Linked DNA regions of Homo sapiens: region 1 is linked to region 2. A link is a loop called in an ENCODE intact Hi-C map of the cell type or tissue named here. Cell type or tissue: A673. All regions are shown on one strand. Each heading gives the region's core, and the rest is flanking DNA. Links, peaks and the distances in the headings are about the cores only.

Evidence for each region. Hi-C counts contacts between places; a loop is a spot of excess contacts. Peaks named below come from ENCODE experiments on the same cell type or tissue, not always from the same donor. Only the 100,000 strongest peaks of a DNase experiment are listed, where the experiment ranks them.
Region 1: it touches region 2 in a loop (15-fold over the local background); 1 of 110 quality-filtered maps calls a loop at or near these places.

Annotation. Positions count from the first base shown.
Region 1 is chr14:91,357,413-91,361,795 of GRCh38, forward strand. CCDC88C (coiled-coil domain containing 88C) reads right to left here. Exons shown (of 30, transcript NM_001080414.4): 4 at 2,230-2,299. Among named protein-coding and RNA genes, the nearest start is that of CCDC88C, 58 kb to the right of the region's middle. RefSeq lists enhancers at 2,713-3,214, 3,215-3,714. In A673, for the core only: no CTCF peak of the experiment used is centred there; DNase peaks (open chromatin) are centred at 2,299 and 3,899; H3K4me3 peaks cover 355 bases; H3K27ac peaks cover 2,187 bases.
Region 2 is chr14:91,142,805-91,147,186 of GRCh38, forward strand. All of the region lies in intron 1 of DGLUCY (D-glutamate cyclase), which reads left to right. Among named protein-coding and RNA genes, the nearest start is that of SNORA11B, 19 kb to the left of the region's middle. In A673, for the core only: no CTCF peak of the experiment used is centred there; DNase peaks (open chromatin) are centred at 1,857 and 2,197; H3K27ac peaks cover 1,583 bases.

The sequences.
Region 1 (4,383 bases), core at 184-4,183, 210 kb after region 2:
CGGCTAACTTTTTTATTTTTTGTAGAACTAGTGTCTCGCCAGCACGCTCGGTCTTTCATTGCATTTGTAACGCACGTTCAGTGCCAAGCACAGGGTGGGCGTGCTAAGGAGTGGCTGTCCCCTCCTTTTGCTCCTCCACTGTCTCCAGGGCAGACGGAGTGGCTGTCCCCTCCTTTTGCTCCTCCACTGTCTCCAGGGCAGACAGAACAACAGGACTAAGCTACCGCCAACCTCTACAGGCATCACTCTCATCTCCTCCCGTAACCAGCCCCAAATAAACTAGGAAGGTGGCAGAGTTCTGCTCAGCAAAACAGGCTCCACTTCCCTGAAGTTACCAGAAATCATGAGAGTCCCCCGGTCCCTGGAGCCCAGGGCTGTGGCCAGCATGGACTGCATCTGGCGTCCCCGCCCTTCTCTGGGGGAGCCATGAAATAAAGCCGGAACACACATGGCCCCATGGCAGAGCTGGCAGGGGAGCAGAACCAAAGGCCCCCTGCTACTAACACGGGAAGTGGGGGAGGGCGCTTGCTGCCGGGGGCCACCAGGAGGACCAGGGGTGGCCTCTGCAGGGTCTCCATGTAAGGCGGTGAGTGCCCACAGGCCAGAGCACTGAAGACTATCAGGGGTCCAGGGATGCTCTTCCTTCTGGCTCATGCAAAGGCGGACACCTCAGCCAGCTGGAGCCCAGAAAGAGCGCCCCCACGGAACAAGGAAGCCGCTGCTGATGTTCTCAGGGCGGTGGCACTAAAAGAAGACTGCTCTCCTACCAGCTTTGTCCTCGGCTGGTTACTCAGTGAACTCTTCTAAAGTCTCAAGGCCACTAGCTACTGTCATACGGACAGGAGAGGGGATGGCCAGGCTGCAGTGAGACCAGGCTGAGGAGACGCCAACAGAGGAAGCCCGAGTCCCTTTTGGAAATGTCTCTAATGTTTAGGATTCACGGTTTATTACCATCCTACAGGTGTGGCTTTTCCTGTGTTCCTTGACCCCTCACCTACTCCAGGAGGCCCCAGACCTAAGGTTTCAAAATGATGACAAGGTCTCCATCAGAACAAGGGAAGTCCTAGCCAGCGAGTAACTCTGTCCCTGGGGCCTGCGACTTCTGTCCACCAGCTATGGGTGCAGGTAAACACACACAGGTGAAAGGGACGCAAGGCATTACTCCATTTAATGCACCAAGGAAGTTATCTGACAGGCAGAGATTAAGTTCTGACTTTCTGTAAGATGCCAGGAGGACATTTAATTTGGTCTTTCTTTTTTTCATTTTATAATTAGAGATGAGATCTCACTATGTTGCCCAGGCTGGTCTTAAACTCTTGGGCTCAAGCGATCCTCCTGCCTCGGCCTCCCAAAGTTTTGGGGTTATAGGAGTGAGCCACTGCGCTCGGCCTCATTGAGTCTTTCAAACTCACACTGAGCGTCAGAGACTGCGGGGACCTAGAACGCGTGCCTGCCAGGAGAGCTGAGTCCAACAGGGAGACATAAGACAGATCAATGAGCTCCGTCACCGAGCATGAACCTCGCAGGACCCCAGTGACAGATGTCAGTTCTCTAAAGAGATTCTTACTCTCTTGTCTAAGGTACCACACTCCCTGATGGTGTCAGCTGATTCCACACTTACTGAGGAGGTGAGTCCACCAGATGGTATGACTCAGGCACCTAAACCCAAACTCATCTTCCCAGGAGGAACAAGGCGGTGGCCTCACTGGCCTCTGCACACACATCTGAGCGGTTGGGAGGCTTCATTCTTTTTTTTTTTTTTTTTTTTTTGAGACACAGTCTTGCTCTGTGCCCAGGCTGGAGTGCAGTGGCACAATCTCAGCTCACTGCAAGCTCCGGGCCATTCTCCTGCCTCAGCCTCCCGAGTAGCTGGGACTACCATGCCCAACTAATTCTTTGTATTTTTAGTAGAGATGGGGTTTCACCTTGTTAGCCAGGATGGTCTCGATCTCCTGACTTCATGATCCGGCCGCCTGGGCCTCCCAAAGTGCTGGGATTACAGGCGTGAGCCACCGCGCCCGGCCTGGGAGGCTTCATTCTTAAGGAAGAAATGTGCCCTTGGCTGAATGCCTCAGGGTAATGAACCCACTCTTTAAAATCTCACCAAAACGATCACGTGTTTTCACTGTGCTGGCCCAAGCTGGCAGCCGGAGCTCGATGGCCAGCAGCTGCCCAACGCCATGCCTCTGGCTGGGCACCACAGGGGAGAAGGGAGCGGCTTTCACTCACCAGACAGTGGGTCTCTGCCAATCATCAAAACATTGGGCAAATTCATTACAATCAGCTGCTGGAGAACTTCCTGCAGAAACAAAGGGGGAAAAGATACCATTAAGAACCGGAAACAAAAATAAAGAGGGATTAAGTAAATTACAAGTAATGAAGCCCCCGGACGGGTGCACAGCCATCCCGTGGTGACTACGAAGGAGCTAAAATGACAGCAAGGAGCACGTAAGATGCAAACAAACACGAAAGCCAAAGCCTAACTGTATTTCTGTCTTGATTGTTAGCAAATAAAAAGTATGCCTACAAGAGATTTAATGGGGTTATGAAAAAAGAAAAAGCATATTTAAAAAATAAAATGAAAGCTAAAGTTATGTCTGCATAGGTAGAGAGGTCTTGGAAAAAAAGGCAATAGATGACATGCTAGGACAGCAGTATGATGTTTCTTTTTTAAAAGATACCCTTATTTTTATTGTATGGCTTGTGCAATTAAAAAATAAGGAGGCCAGGCGCAGTGGTTAATGCCTGTAGTCTCAACGCTTTGGGTGGCTGAGGCAAGAGGATAGCTTGAGGCCAGGATTTCGAGACCAAGCCTGGGCAACATAGCAAGACCCCATCTTCACACACACACACACACACACACACACACACACACACACTCTTAAATTAGCCAGGTATAGTGGTATGTGCCTGGGATCCCTGCTACTTGGGAGGCTGAGGTGGAACAATCGCTTGAACCTGGGTGGTCGAAGATACAGTGAGTTATCACACCACTGCACTCCAGCCTGGGGAACAGATGGAGATCCTGTCTCCAAAAAAGAAAATAAGAAGAAGAAGAAATAAAGATTAAAGAGATGCTACTGAGCCTTTCTAATCTGATGGTTCAGGATCCAGCACTAAGCAGGTCTTTGGTACAAGTTATAAATGAGGAGACTTCTCTCATTTATAGCATGGGCTTCCTAAGCGAGGGATACATCAGAGCTGCTCTGCCCAGCCCGAGGTGGGGCACAGGCGATGAGCTGCCTTCCCGCCCTCACACCCGTGGGCTTGGAGAGAAGGCCCAGGCATCAGCTATCAGTCATGCCCGCTCGTCTGGGTACAGGCTCTCCTCAGCGTGCCGGCTCACAGCCCAGTCTACCACTTACATCCCCCTAAGTATTTCTTGGGGCAGATCAGTCTTCTGTGCCTAGATGCAGGACGTTGTTCACAAATAAGGAGATTTTAAAATTCCAGTTCTGGTGGGGCACGGTGGACACGCTTGTAATCCCAGCACTTTGAGAGGCTGAGGTGGGAGGCTTGAGCCTGGAGTTCAAGACAAGCCTGGGCAACACAGAAAAAACTCGGATCTACAAAAATTAAGAATCAGCTAGGTGTGGCACTGAGGCCTTGTGGTCCCAGCTACTCGGGAGGATTGCTTGAGCCCAGGAGTTCCAGGCTGCAGTGAGCTATGTTGCACGAGTGCACTCCAGCCTGGGTGACGAGTAAAACCCTGTCTATAAAAAAAAAAAAAAAAAATCCAATTTTACGGAAGACAAAAAAGAGGGTGGGTTTCATAACTATTCTACAAGTGGCCACTATAGAAATTCTTCACCAAGAAAGCTCCTGTTAGGCCTTTAAAAATGTGTTTCTGTTAAGACACAACTAGTTTCGTAAGTCGCTCTATTGCATAACATGCGGAATCTCTATATCCAGTGTGCTGCTAACTAGCACTCGAGAAGAAGAGGGGGATAATTACACAACCCACATGGCCCGAGTGCGTATCTCAGACCATCTCTGAGTCAGATTAGAACGGGGGCCGAGGCCGCATGCCAGGAGAGGCCAGCACCTGCAGAGAACATAGAAGATGGTCTTCTCGTCCCTCCTTATTGTCTTTCTATGGCTCCTATCCACACTGCAGGAGGGGATGTTAAACCGTGAGGTGTACTCTACTCCTGAACACACCAACCCCCCTCCACTCAGTGCTGGAAATCACATTTCTCCATTATCCAGGGTCACATGTCACCGTGTCAGCAACGGCTAATGCTTTCTCAAACATGTCTCAGCTGGTAAATATCTGTACGTGTTGGACAATAGTGTGAGTTGTTTAACAGCCTCAGCCCTCCTTTAGGGCTTGGGAAAAGTCAATGTGAAAAAATTGTCTCTTAAATGCATGAGTTTGCCAAA
Region 2 (4,382 bases), core at 1-4,000:
CACACACACACACACACAACACACCATCTCTACTAAACACACACACACACACACACACACACACACACACACACACACTAGCCGGCGTGGTGGTGCATGCCTGTAGTCCCAACTACTCAGGAGGCTGATGCAGGAGAATCACTTGAAATGGAAAGGCGGAAGTTGCAGTGAGCCGAGATCGTGCTACTGCACTCCAGCCTGGGTGACACAGCGAGACTCCCTCTCAAAAAAAAAAAAAAAAAAAAGGATCTAATGGCAGTTTTGGCAGTTCTTTTTTTGTTTTGTTTTGTTTTTGTTTTTGTTTTTTTTGAGACGGAGTCTTGCTCTGTCGCCCAGGCTGGAGTGCAGTGGCGCAATCTCGGCTCACTGCAAGCTCTGCCTCCCGGGTTCATGCCATTCTCCTGCCTCAGCCTCCCAAGTAGCTGGGACTACAGGCGCCCTCCACCACGCCCGGCTAATTTTTTGTATTTTTAGTAGAGACGGGGTTTCAATGTGTTAGCCAGGATGGTCTTCATCTCCTGACCTCGTGATCTGCCCGCCTCTGCCTCCCAAAGTGCTGGGATTACAGGCATGAGCCACCGCGCCTGGCAGCAGTTCTGAGGAACAGTTTGCTCAGGCTGTCAGATCTGGAAGTGTTCGTGGCTTGCTGAGCAGAGACAAGAGGACAAAGCCTTAGGTGTAATCTAAATACAACGGATTTGCAATGAAACAAGTGGCCTGGTCTCCAACCGTTTCTCCACACGCTCTGCCTTTCTGACAGCAAATCTATGTTTGGCAAGGAATGGGATGGAGACTTCTTCCCACCTGGTGGCCAATGTTTTCTTGAACCTCTATATCACCCTTCAGCTCCTGGGTGGGGTTGATGGTCATCCACAGAGAATGGGGGGACAATATACCTGTGAGGGCCCAGCCACTGGTCAGTGTTCAGCAGAGGAGAAATACAGTAGAGAAAGAGCAAGACTATGCCAGACATTGTGCTGGGTATTTGACTAACATGATTTAATCTTCCAATAACCCAGAGAAGTGTAGGGATTCCATCTTCATTTGCCACATGAAAAAACGGAGACACAAATATGCAAAGTAACTTGCCCAAGATCATCCACGTAATAAGTAGAGTCAATTATTAAACCTAAAGGCCTTGTCCTTTCCATCCAGCTCTGTGCCACCGCGAAGGGCCACCGCTCTCTGCATTAGTTCCTCTGTGTAAGATCTCCTCTTCCAATCCAAACAGGCTCCACTCACAAGCCTTGGAAAAACGCCACCAGCCCTTGGGTCCAAGAATAACATAAATGCAATGAGCCATTTTCTGAAAATGAGATGACATATGTCAAGCATTCAGCCCAGAGCCTGGTACTTTTCAGACTGCTCAGCCGGGGTGGGAGGGTCCCTGGGACAGGGTGTTTCTGGTTTCAGGAGATTCTACTGGCCGTTTGGTAACAAACATTTATCAGGTAACTATATAAATGGTCAAAACAGGAAGAGCAGGGCTGGGCACAGTGGCTCCCAGGACTTTGGGAGGCTGAGGCAGGTGGATCACCTTAGGTCAGGAGTTTGAGACCGGCCTGACCAATATGGTGAAACCTTGTCTCTACTAAAGATACAGAAATTAGCTGGGCATGGTGGAGGGTGCCTGTAGTCCCAGCTACTAAGGAGGCTGAGACAAGAGAATTGCTTGAACCTGGGAGGCAGAGGTTGCAGTGAGCTGAGATGACACTACTGCACTCCAGCCTTAGCAACAGAGCAAGACTGCGTATCACAAAAAAAGGAGTCATGGGAGTCATCCTGATTGGACCAGCTTAGATCTCAGGAATCCATCCCTGCCTGCCAGGGGGATGGAATGAGCTGACTGGCTTAGCTTAAGTGGCATGCTCTGTCCTTGGAAGCACATGGACCCTCAAATGAAAATTGGGAGCTCTCGTGGGAAGTGGGGTTTGTCAGGGAGACAGCCACAAAGATCACAACAGGAAAGTTGCTTTTGTGAAATAAAAAGGCAGGAAGGCACAAGCAGTATATGATTGTAGCCCACAGATTTGTTTGGCTAGAGCAGAGCATTCTTTGTTCTTGAAAGTGAGTTGTGAGAAATGGAGCATTTGGGAGGGAGTTGGGGGTGCTGGAAGGGGCCTTGTGGGGAGCCTGCGGGGCCTCAGGCTTTGTGTGAGTCTGGGAGTTTTAGTGCAGCATTTACCGGATTACTAGCAAATTCAGGAAATGAGCCTGTTTCCTCCTATTATAGAGCCTAATCCTTTATTCATTAAATGGAGTATTTACTCAGCCTTAAAATGTTCAGCGTGGGGGGTTAGAAAAGAAGGGAGCCCACAGCTGCTGAGAGCCCACTGTGTGCTGACACTAGGCTGGAGGCTTCTCCTACGTTTTCTCTTTTAATGCTCCCAACCTCCCTCTCTGCCCCATTTCACAGATGGAGAAGGAAAGGCAAGTGACTTGTCCAGAGCCACTCTGTCAAAAGGGGACTTGAGTCCTCAGGGCTGTTGACTCCAAAGCTGACAAGCAGGTAACCACATTGGGGTTTTCTCCAGGACATGAGAATTCCTTTGTCCTGTGTATCACATCGAGCACCTGGGCTGATGACCCTTCTGCATGGTGTACCCACCTCACAGCCTGAGCTTATCCTCAGCTACATCCACTATGCCCAGAGACACTGATGAATGCATCTGGGAGTCTGGAGGGAGGGGTCCACTTGTGAGTTGAGGCCCCATTTGTACCCGCTCCACCAGGACTGAGGACAGGAAGTCACGCCTAGGAGAACCAAGACGGGGTTGACACCAATGGTACCCACAGAGCATCCTTGTCCCAACTGTCACCACCATCCCCCTCCTCCTCCTCACACCTGCATCTCCAGCAGTTATTGAGCGCTTGCAACATACCCGGTGCTCTCTCAGCACTTTACATACATCATCTCCTGGAACTATCCCAAAGCTTTTTTGAAGCAGGTGCCATTATCCTCCCCATTTTGTAGATGGGAAAGCTAAGAAATGACCATGGAGGCCGAGGTCACAGCAAGGGGCTTGTCCCTGTAAGGTCTATACACTCATCCCCATTTCCTTTTCCCTCTTTAATTTTCTTTTTTATTTTTGGAGACAGGCTCTCACCCTGTTGCCCAGGCTGGAGTGCGGTGACGTGATCATGGCTCACAGCAGCCTTGACCTCTGAGGCTGAAGCAATCCTCCCGCATCAGTCTCCCGAGTAGCTGGGACCACAGCTACCATGCCTAGCTAATTTTTGTATATTTTTGTAGAGACAGGGTCTCACCATGTTGCTCAGGCTTGTCTCAAACTCCTGAGCTCAAGCCATCCACCCTCCTCAGCCTCCCAAAGTGCTGGAATTAAGGCGTGTACCACCATGCCTGGCCCATGCCCCATTTTAAAAATGAGTAAATTTAACCTTCGAGAGGTTGCCCACTAATCTCACATGGCTGGCAAGTGGCTGAGTTGGGATCTGAACTCAAGTTCTGTCTGACTACCATGGATGGGCTGAGCACTGCTGTGAAGGATAATTGTTGAGTTAAAGAAAACCTTTGGAGAAGTGATTTGGCCTTGTGGATCTTTCCCTGAGCACAATTTCCAGCATGTTCCTGAGAAAGCTTAGGATCCTCTTTGTTGGAATAAGCGCAGGTCCTTCCTCGGGGCATCTATGCCCACTAACGTCACAGTCATCCTCCACTCCCACTTTTTCCCCTTTCCCGAAAACATCTCATATGGGGCTCCGAGCAAGCCCTGGGAGGAGCTGCTTCCTGGGTGACTGTGTCCCCCGGAGGAATGTACACCTGCAGCAAGACGAGTGGGACATTTTTGAAGCCTCAGGCCACACACATTGTCCCCAAGACAAGGCTGATGCGGCTAGTAAGCCTCTTGTTTTTGAAGGTCACAAACAACAAAAACATGGAAACTCAGAATGGAAGGGGGCCCATGAGAGCAATCTTGAGGCATAACAACAGCTGCAGAAGGTGACTGCAGGGAAGCGGACTGTGCTCCTATTCTTTATGTTCTGTTTTTAGCTGTGTTTTTCAGAGCAAGTAGGTACCATGGTGATAGGTACCATAGAAATAGATGGAGCGCACCACCCAGCACGGGGCTGCCAAGCTGTTCCCCTGGAAATGCACCGAGAGCTGCCAGGGAGAGCCCAGGGACTCTGCTTCCTGGGGCCTGTCAGCTGCACGGCCAGGGAAGAAGTCCCCTGTAGAATGGTCCCCAGAGGCTTCTCACTGTCTTGCTGTCATTGTCCAAGGTCCCTGATGGTGCATCCTCCTCCTGGAGCACCTGTGGCCTTCCTCTCTGAGTCCTCAGGAAACTCACTTAAGGGGGTTTGCCTTTGCCTAGTGAAGCAATTATCTTGGCCAACAGTGACCTCAAAAGTAGCACTGCCAG